2 separate regions of the Homo sapiens genome follow, and region 2 is linked to region 1. Evidence: chromatin loops called from intact Hi-C (ENCODE). Cell type or tissue: gastrocnemius medialis. All regions are shown on one strand. Links, peaks and the distances in the headings refer to the core of each region. The heading gives the core; the rest is flanking DNA.

Region 1 (5,822 bases), core at 512-5,511:
TTAAGGATCTTGTGATGGGGAGGTTATCCTGATCACCTGGTGGGTACTAAATAAAATCACAAGGATTGCTTATAAGAGGGAGGCAGGCAGTTAAGAGCCAGAGAAAATGTGAAGATGGAAGCAGAGATCAGAGTCATGTGAGGTCTGAGTCAAGGAATGTAGATGACCTCTAAAAACTGAGAAAAGCAAAGACATTGATTCTCCTCTAGATCCTTCAGAAGTAATGCAGCCTGCCAACACTTTGATTTTAGTCCACTGAAACTAATTTTGAACTTCTGACCTTCAGAACTGCAAGATCATAAATCTGTTATTTTAAACCACTAAGTTTATGGTAATTTGTTACAGTGGCAACAGGAAATGAATACAACTGAGACCTCAGCACAGACCATGTAGACCAGAATCTCTGGTGCTCTTTCCTCCCTGCTTCTCCCGTTAAGAAACATCTTAGTTTATGACAGTCTAGTTTGAGTTAACGCCAAATTAATTTCACAGGTATACAAAAACTTTGCTTCTATGATCTTTGATCCTCCCTCCCACCTTCATGCTGCTATTGTTACAGATTACATCTTTATACATTGTGTGCCCATCACTCAAGATTTAGAATTACTGTTTTATGTAGTGGTCTTTTAAATCAGACAGAAAAAAAGAAAGAAATGGCTGGGTGCGGTGGCTTATGCCTATAATCCCAGCACTTTCGGGGGCCAAGGCGGGTGGATCACCTGAGGCCAGGAGTTCAAGGCCAGCCTGGCTAACATGGCGAAACCCTGTCTCTACTAAAAATACAAAAACTACCTGGGCACACTGGTGTGTGCCTGTAATCCCAGCTACTCAGGAGGCTGAGGCCAGAAGAATCGCTTGAACCCAGGAGGCAGAGGTTGCAGTGAGCCAAGATCACACCACTGCACTCCAGCCTGGGTAACAGAGTAAGATTCCATCTAAAAAAAAAAAAGGAAAAAAGAAAGAAGTTATGAACCAAAAGTACCTTTATACTGTTTTTTACTTTTACCTATGTTGTCACATTAACAGGGCCTTTTATTTGTTAGTGTGGATTTGAGTTACTACCTAATTTCCTTCCATTTCAACATGACGTGTTCCCTTTAGCATTTCTTGGGAGAAGGTCAGCTAGTGACAAATTCTCTCAGCTCACCTTTTCTTTTTAAAATTATAGCATGTCTTAATTTCTCCTTTGAAGGATGGATTTGCTGGATGTAGAATTCGCCATTGACAGATTTTTCTTTCTTTCCACACTTTGAGTATGCCAGCTCACCTCCACAATTATGAGTAGTCAGCCATTAGGCTTACTGAAGTTCCTTTGTGCGTGGGGACTCACCTGTCAGTGAGGTGTGAAATTGCCAGCATTTCTTTATTTCTCACTCTTGAGTTTGCAGGTGGGCCGTGGCAGTTCTACTGAAGTCCGCAGGTGGGAAGGGCAGAGATCTGATTCTCCTGCATTTCCAGGCAGAAGGCACAACCACTCTCTGGGACGCATGGCTCTGATGCGATAAGAGCACACAGAGTGAGCCCAATGCACCATGTGTGTTTGGCTCTTAGCTTGGACAGGCAAATCCACATCCACTCACATTCCAACAAGCCAAAGCAAGTCACCCAGCCCATTGCTTCTGGGACAAGGATGTACATTCCTCCTGGGCGTGGGGGTGCGGGTACCGCAAGGGGAATAAATTTTTCCTGAGCTACGATACAATCTCCCACCAAAAGTCATACAGCCATTTAGTTAACAACTTTTCTTGAATAGTTCAGTTATCATCAATGATCCACATATTGATAAACATGACTTGACAATAATAACAATGTTAGCATTTTACACTATTTTCTAGAAGCTTCACTATGCTTCATTTATTCTCAGAAATTCTCTCTAGGATAAGCTTCATGGGCAGAAAGAAGAATGAATGAAAGCCACGTAAAAAGGACTGTAAAAGCCAGTAAAAAGGGCTGGAATAAATGGGACAAATCATCATCCTTTTCTATACCCTTATTTCATCTGTGTGAACACATTTGCTTGCTGATTTGTAATCAGAACCTGTGGCCAAAGAAAAAACTGTCTGTCATCTTAGCTCCAGAAAGCTACTGTCATCTTACTGCATCCCAGGTGGCTTCTTTTGCAGGATTCCTGGAAGGATGATGTTAGCTCTGCTGTTTCACTGGAAGAGTGACTTCACTGGGCCAGCCCTGTGTCCTTCCCACAAATGTGGTTCAGGATTTCATCCAACATAGCTCTTTACCGTGGTGCTGCCTCTAATTTGGGTTTACCATTACCCCACTGGAAGCCAAGAAATATTTACCCTATTTATATTTAGCACTTGAATCAGAGTGTTATGATATCAAAGTCCATGTAAACTGCTGAACAGAACTTTAAAACAGCATCCTGAATCAGAATGCATGCCCTATTTTGTTGTTGTATGAGTTTGTTTTCATTTATGAAAAGGTGATTTGAAAAAGGACTGCAAATTCCTCCTTCTCTTCTAGGCCTGCTACTGCAGCATCTCTGTTTTCACTGTCTAGATTTTGTGTCTAAACATTCCTTTGTAATTTATAAGATTGTTGAACGTGGGCTCAGATCTTCACTTCTGTGACCTTAGTCCCAGACACTGCTGTCATCCATAAAGGTACTATAAGACCCCCTTACATCACTCTTTTAAGACAGACACCTTCAACTGAAATGCATTGCATGTGACTTCCTCATTTCAATGACTAATTAAATTGTGAGTATATTTATGTAGAATAAAGTGAAAGGTTCTTAATGTAGTTATATTTAATATGTTACTTCTTCATTAAAGAGCTTCCTCTGAGCCAGGCGTGGTGGCTCATGCCTGTAATCCCAGCACTTTGGGAGGCCGAGGTGGGCGGATCACGAGGTCAGGAGATCGAGACCATCTGGCTAACATGGTAAAAACCCATTTCTACTAAAAATACAAAAAATTAGCCAGGCGTGGTGGCAGGCGCCTGTAGTCCCAGCTAATCGGGAGGCTGAGGCAGGAGAATGACGTGAACCTGGGAAGCGGAGCTTGCAGTGAGCCGAGATCGTGCCACTGCACTCCAGCCTGGGCGACAGAGCAAGACTCTGTCTCAAAAAAAAAAAAAAAAAAAAAGAGCTTCCTCTGAGGAAGTTACCTACTTTTGGTAAAGTGGGTATTTTGAGTGGCATAACTAGCATGAGCAGCATATCAGTGCAAATGCAGTAACACTATGAATTAAAAAGGGAATAAGAAAGGTCTTGTGTTTGATCAAATATTTATCTATTAATGTAGAAATTCTCCTTGGAACCCTGGTTGGTGCTATTGCTTTTAACAGTAATGAAAAGAAAGAAGCAAACCTATCAGAGACTCTCCAAATTCCAAGCAACGGTGATCCCAGAAGCCTTGTTCTCTTCCCAGCTTGCTTTTATTCCGTTAAGTGCCTTTGTGGCCAAGTCACAGTCCTGGCAGCTAATGGCATGACTCATGCAGTGAACACACCTGCTCAGGCTGGATTCGAATCAGGAAATATTGGACACTGTCCTTGGAACTATATTTATAGCAAATGGAAGCTGTCAAAACAAAACTGTTTATTAGCAACATAGCATGGGTCTCCTAGAAAACAAATTTAAAAGTAGTGCTCCTCAGGCCTCTGTTTCTCTTGAAGTAAGAATAACTTCATTCTCAACCAACATGACAAAGATTTCCGTGATAGCACTGGCTAGTCTGATACACCATACTTATTTTTTCCAGTTAACATGTTATTTTTTTTCCAGTTAACATGAACATCTCTATACTCAGCCAAGGAGCTGTAATAACAGAGTTCCATTTGACAACAGAGCTGTCAGTGTGAATACCTTTTGCTTTCTTCTTTTCTCATTTCAGACTCTGGGACTTTGTACACAGCCAGGATTTCAGTTACCATGGGATATTTCCAAATTTAATCTCCAGCCAAAGTGTGGATATTTATGCATATTTCATAATTCAGATAGCTTACTAGACATAACCATTTGGTTTTAACACAGATACCTACGTCCAAAACTTAATTTTTTTTTTATTTCTTTAAACTTGCTTCTTTCTCCATAGTCTCTAGTTTGGTTAGAAACAGCACTACCTAATTAAGCAAGACTTTTAGTAATCATCCTTTCTTCCTCTTCCTCCTTGTCGTTCTCATTTCCACGTGCCCACTAGTTGCACTCTTCCATGCAGACACCTCCTAAACCCTTTGGCATTGGTTTCCCTGCCTCTCTTTCCTAGGCCTGCCATTCCACTAGAGGCTACGCTCTCTCTCACTGGACAATTACAACAACCTACTGCAGTGACTCAGCCCTTGGAACATGGACTCTGGGTTGGTTGGTTTGTGTATAAAAAACCCACTCCCAGGAGAGTCTTTGCTTGTCCTTCTTCCAACTGATCTTCTACTCAGGAAAACTGTTATGTGTATATGACTACTTTGCTGATTTTTATTGTTGTTATTGATGATGACCCGTTTTTGCTCAGGCAGGAAGTCCATCTAGGGAAGCCACTGTCTTTGTGAAAACTTCACACTGCAGCATATGGGACCAGGATCCTGGACACAGCAAATGTCAGCCCCAACCCCCATGTCCCCCAGATCTGTATTTCCAGCATAAACACAGGCTGGTTGGAGGAAACAGGCTGCATTTAGACACATCAAAGGAACTTGAATGCCAGAAAGAAAATAGAGTCCTATGGCTATTAGAGAGGGAAGACATCCAAGAAAATTGTCATCAGAGACTGTATCCAGTTGAGCAAACTCGTCTTTCAACTTAGTAAGGGTAATTACTATGCAAGTGTGTGTACTTACCAAGAATAAAATCTCCAGGGACACAGAGGAGACATTCCGGGTCTTTTGCCCTGGCCCCCTATGGCTGTTTGCACTGTGTCTTCTGTGTTAAAATGTACCTGAAATTTGTCTTCAGCAGGTGTGGTAGGGCAAACAACACAGAAATGACTGATATGGAGGAAGAAGTTTTTGCTCATAGTTCCCTAGAAACAGGAAGCACTCTATGCTGGGCCACATGGGGAGGCACAAGGCTTGGCCAGGAGGCAGAGAGGATAGAGGGAAAAACATGGGAAAGTGCTTTTATTGTGGTTTTCAAAGGAAGAAATGGGCAAGGCAGAGTAAGCAGCCTAGAATTTTCTAGTTTAATTCCCATGAACTCTGAGCATAAGGGATGTCTCTAGTTGTCTGCTGCTGGCCCTGGGATGACTAGGGCAGAGGAACATTGCCTCCTGTAGTATAACAGTCAGACAGAGGAGGTGGTATGGAACATGGGCTCTGGGTTCATTGGTTTGTGTATAAAAAGCCCATTCCCAGGAGAGTCTGCTGTCTGTGAGAACTGGCTGGCCCTGGGAGCAGCAGTCTCTCCCCAGTCATGAGCCCCTATCTTAGTCCATTTTGTGTTGCTATAACAGAATACCACACACAGGGGAATTTATAAAGAATAGAATTTCACTTAGCTAATAATTCTGGTGGCTGGGAAGTCCAAGATCGGGCAGCTGCATCTGCTGAGGGCCTTCTTGCTGCATTATCCCATGGTATCCCATGGTGGAAGGGTGGATGGGCAACTGAGCACTTGCAAAAGAGAACCAGGCCAGACTCACTTGATAACAACCACTCTTGACTAACCACTCCAAAGATTAACCATTCATGAGGGCAGAGCCCTCATGACCCAATCACCTCTGATTAGGCCCCATCTCCCAACACTGTTGCATTGTGAATTAAATTTCCAACACATGAGCTTTTGGGGAACACATTCAAACCATAGCAGTTCCCACCTGTCGAAGTATGATAAAGAAGGAAATAAACAACAGCATTTCCAGGTTTAT
Region 2 (5,822 bases), core at 287-5,286, 370 kb before region 1:
GTGTGGTGTGTATGGTGTGTGTGTGGTATATGGTGTGGGGGGGCATGTGTAGGTGGCATACAGTGTGTGTGAGATGTACAGTGAGTCGTGTGTGTGTTGTGTGTAGGTGGGGTGTGTGCTGTGTGTGGTGTGTGTGGGTTTACAGTGTGCGTGGTCTGTATGTGTATGGTATGTGTATGATGTGTGTATGGTGTGTGTCTGGTATGTGAATGGGGTGTGTGCTGTGTGTGCTGCATGTGGGTTTACAGTGTGCGTGGTTTGTGTGTGTATGGTATGTGTATGATGTGTGTATGGTGCATGAATGGGGTGTGTGTGTGTGTGTGAGTGTGTATGCAGGGCAGGGAGGAGCCAGGAATCTTCATGATTCCCCAGTGGTTCTGCTGCAGATGTTGCAGAGATCATACTGCCTCCAAACCCTGGATCAGGGCTAGCCCAGGTATATTTTTATTTGCAGGTTGTATACTAAATACAGTTAAACAGTGGGGAGAACAAAACCAGCCTGGATAGTGTCTAAAAAAAATAAATCCCACGTACCATAGGATGTTAGATTTTAGTAAACTTCGTCCGTCCTGCTTCCTGCAGTCTCGTGAGAAGGCCGGGACACCAGGCTTCCAGCTTGAGTGTGTTTACCCAGCGAGCTGGGGGTGGTGGAGCGGCGGAGCTGGTGGCTCTGTCCCGCCTCTGTGGCTGGGGCCCAGTGTCAGTGGGCAGCATGCTTTCTGGCCTCCACCTGCCTTTCGGTCAACATTGGAACACGTGTCTCCTGCTGCTCTGTGGTGCGGCCTGTGGGCGGCGTGGGAGGTCCTAGGTGAGCTAAGTAGCGGCCAGTCTCGGTGCCCTTGGTGAGCTCTGCCCTCCGGTTGTGTCAATAACTCCATCTCTAGTTTGGCTCAAGAAATGTTTCTAGTTAATTTATAAAACAACGTGTCCCCCTTTGACTCTTGCAAGTAGCTGAATTCTGTTACCTAGCCAAATTATTTTAGTCTAAGAAAATTCCAGTTGTAGGTGCTTTAAAGATTTTGGTCTGTGGAAATTCATGGTATAATATTTGAGTGTGGTGCATGTGGGTCCTGGCTCAAGACCTTCATATGAGAGATGATCTTTTTCGTTATGATATATATATATATCCATCCAACTATCTATCTGTGTATGTGTCATATATACCATATTACCCAGTTGGAAATAAATAGAATAACCTGATCTTTCTCCCCACCCACATTTTCCTTTCATTTTCTCCTGAAGATGTCTTCTTCAAGTGTGAAGTACTTCTCAACAATCTCTCCAATCTTATGATTAACGCTTAGTAATAGAGCTCCCTTTTTAGCAGCCTGTGGTGTATTTGACCAACCTGATCTCTTCCCTAACATGGCTCTTGCCTTTTGGTGCCCACTCAGCTGCGTTACCTGCATTACCTGCATTACCTGGAGCATGTCCAGTTGCCCTGGTCCCAGAGGAGCTGTCCTGGCTTTTGCCTATTCTGTGTTGCTGAGGCTTCCTGCCCTCCGTGCCACCTTTTGCGTGGCTGCTTTCTTGCCAGCTCAGCACCTTCATAGCTGCATGCCACCCCGCCAGCTCCCTCTCTGGATCATCTCTCTCTATAAGGAGATTACAACTCTCAGGAAGGAACAGGTTTCCCCCTTCCCTCCTGCTGCCCCTAGTGCCTCTAGGTCTCACCCTAATGTGGATACGGCATCTCCAGCAGGCTGGGCAGGAGGCTGCTCAGCCCAGTGTTCTCTGTATGGATGGCAACCATACAGGACAAAGTGACAGAATGGTGCATTCATCTGAGAGCCCCAAGGGCCTGCTTGATCAACCATTCCTGTCACTTTCAAACTCCAGTTTACCAGTGGAAGCAGTCTAAATGCCATTGTGCACAACAGATAAAGGCAGGGCTGGTCTGGATGAAAGAGAGGCCGGTCTCAAGGTCCCCAGCTTGGGTGGTGGGCTCCTTTACATTCTCACAGCCCCCCGTAGCATCTCCTAGGCAGTTTCAGAAACCCCCCTGGGACTTGGGGACAATCAGGTGTGGAGTCTCAGGACTTTGTCTCTAATCATTCTACAAAAGAGCTCAGGATTTTTGTTTCCTTCTGGGGATTAAGGAAGCAACATTTGGATAAGATTTTAGTTGGAGAGGAAAGAACCCTTTAGTAAAAATATATTTTGTGTTCCCCCTTCCTCTTCTCAGTGCTTTCAGGGAAAGTTGAAAAGGAAGCAATAATTTTCTATTTTTGATGAGCAACTTTTACTGTGCAGGTGGAGGAAGGACTCTGCCCAGGAACTAGGCAAGTATGTAAACAAACTGTCCTGGGCTATAAATAATTCCTTTCCTGTCATGACTCAGGGGGGTTGCGGACAAGCCTCCTTGAACAATTCAGAGATTTACAAATCCCACTTTTGTTATAGAAACATTGCAAAAGTAGCTTGTAATTATTTATCCTCTTTTTAAAAAATTTAGCCTTTGGGAGAGAATGGGCCATGTTTTCTCTGATGGGGCATCCTCATCCACATCAGTCTGCTCTGGAACATTGTATGTCAGTCTGTTCTTGGAATCCAGATGTGGAGTGCATGGAAACCCGTCCAGCTGGGCAAGCCCAAGGTCATGGACACGCGGGGTCTAGCTTTTAGAGTCTGAATGCTCTGCCCTGACCCCCACACAGCACACACAGCTTGTTTACTGGCAGGTGTGACCAACAATAACAGGAAAAATGACCCTCTCTTCTGAAAATCACGATTATTAATGGGGAAAGGGTGTATTATGTGGCTGCAATGTGTACTTGCCTAGAAATTTTAAATTGAAGGAAGAATCATAGGAAAAATTCTTTTTCCCCTCCATGAATCAATTTTTGGGAATTCATTTTCCAGATAATTCTGCTGTCCTTGGGGCTTTTGGAACAAGGAGAGTATTTAGTGCTTTCCAAGGGCTTTTCTCTCCTCCCCTGGCTGTGGTCCACATTCTGTTCAGGTTCCCTTTCACTGGCTCTACACAGAGCAGAGGAGGCTTGGAGGTGGGCTCAGATGGGGCTGCGGGCCTCATACCAAGGACACTCCATGTCAGGAGCTGACCCTGGGGCAGAGACTGTCAGGTGGGCTTGGAAAAGAATGTCTGGCTGCAGAGGAGCTTTGTGAAGTTTCCTTCCGACACTTTGGTGGAGGTCGGGTCCTAATGGCCTGTGCGGGGATGCCCCTGGACCTGCGGTCTGTCTGGGTCTGAAGGTCATGGACAAGTTGAACCTACCGTCCTTGCCTCCTGGCCCCTTGCTGATGAAGTGAAGAGGGGAGGACCCCACAGTCTCTTCTATCACTCTCCCTTTTTCTTCCCTTCTTTCCTTCTTCCCTCTTCATTTCCTTCCTTCTCCTCCTCTTCCTCTTCTTTCTCATATCCAGACAAAGGTGCATGCACACAATGGGATGCCCAGTCTTGGGTGTCTCCACGGAACCAGGTCCAGAAGCAAATGCTGCAGACTATGTCATCCTGCTTGGGGACATGGAAAAAGACACCACACGGTCTGGCAAGACCACGGATAAAATCCAGGGGATTTGTGAACATATATGAGGAAAGATTCTATCTTGGTTTTCACTAACATCTAACTGCACTTCAGCATTTCCATCCCCTGTATTGATGGCACCTCTGACCTCTGGTAGAAGCACAGCTAATGTTCTTTCAGGGTGGTTGTTGCAAACGTCTTGATAGTTCATGTATGCTCAGCACTACTTCAATAGGGCAGTGTATAGATTACTGCTATTTAGTGTCTTAATGAAGAAGAACACACCAAAGTTTTAAGAAACATTTTTTATAGTGCAAGTTTACTGTACAGGCATACCTTGGACACATTGTGAGTTTGGTTCCAGACCACCGTGATAAAATGAATATTGCAATAGAGTGGGTCACATGGATTTTTTGGTTTTCTAGTGCGTATAAAAGTTACGTTTGCCGAGTGCAGTGGCTCACGTCTGTAATCCCAGCACTCCCAGAGGCTGAGGCGGGCGGATCACTTGAGGTCAGGAGTCCAAGACCAGCATGGCCAACATGGTGAAACCCCATCTCTACTAAAAATACAAAAATTAGCCAAGCATGGTGGCAGGCGCCTGCAATCCCAGCTGCTCGGGAGGCTGAGGCAGGAGAATCGCTTGAACCTGGGAGGTGGAAGTTGCAGTGAGCCGAGATCACACCATTGCACTCCAGCCTGGGCATTGCAGTGAGACTCCGTCTCAAAAAAAAAAAAAAAAAAGAAAAGAAAAAAGGTTTGTTTACACTATACTGTAGTCTACTAAATGTGGAATGCTATTAAGTCTAAAAAAGTACATAGCTGAATAAAAAATACTTTATTGTTAAAAAATGCTAATGATTATCTGAGCCTTTTGCGAGTTGTAATCTCTTTGCTGGCGGAGGGTCTTGCCTGGATATTGATGGCTGCTGAATGATCAGAGTGGTGCAGCATTCCTGTGACGAGGTCACTGCAGCTGGTGGACCTGGAGGGCAAACACACATGAGGTCACTGCTGCGTGGCTGCCAGGAGCAGTGGAGAGGGCTGCAAGCGCCCTGGCAAGGGCCCTGGGGAAGTCAGCATTCCCAGGCATACCCGTTCCCTTGACAGTTGTGATTTTAGTTTCCGTAAAGAAGAATACTTCTAGTCATAGTCACTTTAGACATTATTACGGTTTTAAAATTTCATAATCAGAATGTGCAATACAGAAACACCGGACGCTTTCATGGAAACAGCAAGAGCAGAAGCAGCTCCACCTATTAACAACCTCCCTGGCTGATGCAAAGCCGGTGTTGGGAAGCCATTGGCAAACGCTGTCAATTTTGTTAGTTTCCTATTTTTCCTTTGGTTCCCTTTTGTGATTTTCTAAGCCTGATAGCTTCTTCGGAGGCATAGCAAACAAGTAAGGGTTTCTTAAACTGCATATGCCCAATAACAGGCCAGCGTGGGCACTGAAGCCCTCTGTCACAATGTCTGTTGCTCTGGCCTGGGCTTTAGCACTGCTGCTCAGAGTCAGCTTTCTTACTTTTCGTTTTGGAGATGGTCTTGTCTTTGGTGATCTGTTTAGACATTCTGGATAGTTATCTGGCCCAGATTTTGTGGTCAAGACTCCATCCACCTGTGAGCCCAGCAGGGGCCCAGAAGCATTCATATGTGTCCGTTTTTAACACGCCGAGATCCACGTTGCTTATGCTCAAAAGACAAAACTCGTATTCAGTTTAGTGGATATTCAGCCTTTCTTCGTGCTTCAGAGACATTTCTGACTATAGTGAAATGGACCTAAAGATCCTGTGGGACGAGGCAGCTCCTTACAGACCAAAAACAGGGAAGAAAGGTGAGGGCAGGGCTTGGGTCTGGCTCTGGGGTCCTGGCAACCCTTTTAAGTGGGACACGCAGGGATGGAGAAGGATGTGGTAGGAACACCCAGCTAGGCTTGCGTTGTAGGAATATCCGTTCTGGTCCAGCACAGTCTAGCAAGCCTGCAAACCACTAGGAAAAGCCTGAATGCAACTTGGGCCATATCTGCTGTGACACTGGGCAGTACAATGGCAGTGGCTGGCAAGGTGTGGGTTGGCCAGGTTGGTATCTAGGTATCTTCAGAGGCCCTGCTCATTCCGGAGAGATCCCTGAAAACTCCCAGTCTTTACTGGGACCTGGAGGTTTTAGGGGTTACATGAACTAGAAAGAGCCTGGGTGTGGTGCAGAATGATACCAATCTAGCTAGGCTGCAATGACATTTTTCCAGAAGGCCCTGGAATATTAGTTTTCTACTGCTGCAAGACAAACTAAATAGGGTAAAACAGCACCCACAGTTTCTACACATCTAGATCCCAGGCA

Evidence for each region. Hi-C counts contacts between places; a loop is a spot of excess contacts. Peaks named below come from ENCODE experiments on the same cell type or tissue, not always from the same donor. Only the 100,000 strongest peaks of a DNase experiment are listed, where the experiment ranks them.
Region 2: it touches region 1 in a loop (6-fold over the local background); 9 of 110 quality-filtered maps call a loop at or near these places.

What each region holds. Positions count from the first base shown.
Region 1 is chr9:90,103,776-90,109,597 of GRCh38, forward strand. No RefSeq gene overlaps it. Among named protein-coding and RNA genes, the nearest start is that of MIR4290HG, 65 kb to the left of the region's middle. In gastrocnemius medialis, for the core only: no CTCF peak of the experiment used is centred there; DNase peaks (open chromatin) are centred at 2,192, 3,446 and 4,266; H3K27ac peaks cover 4,193 bases.
Region 2 is chr9:89,730,174-89,735,995 of GRCh38, forward strand. No RefSeq gene overlaps it. Among named protein-coding and RNA genes, the nearest start is that of LINC03062, 93 kb to the left of the region's middle. In gastrocnemius medialis, for the core only: no CTCF peak of the experiment used is centred there; no DNase peak of the experiment used is centred there; H3K4me3 peaks cover 528 bases; H3K27ac peaks cover 1,710 bases.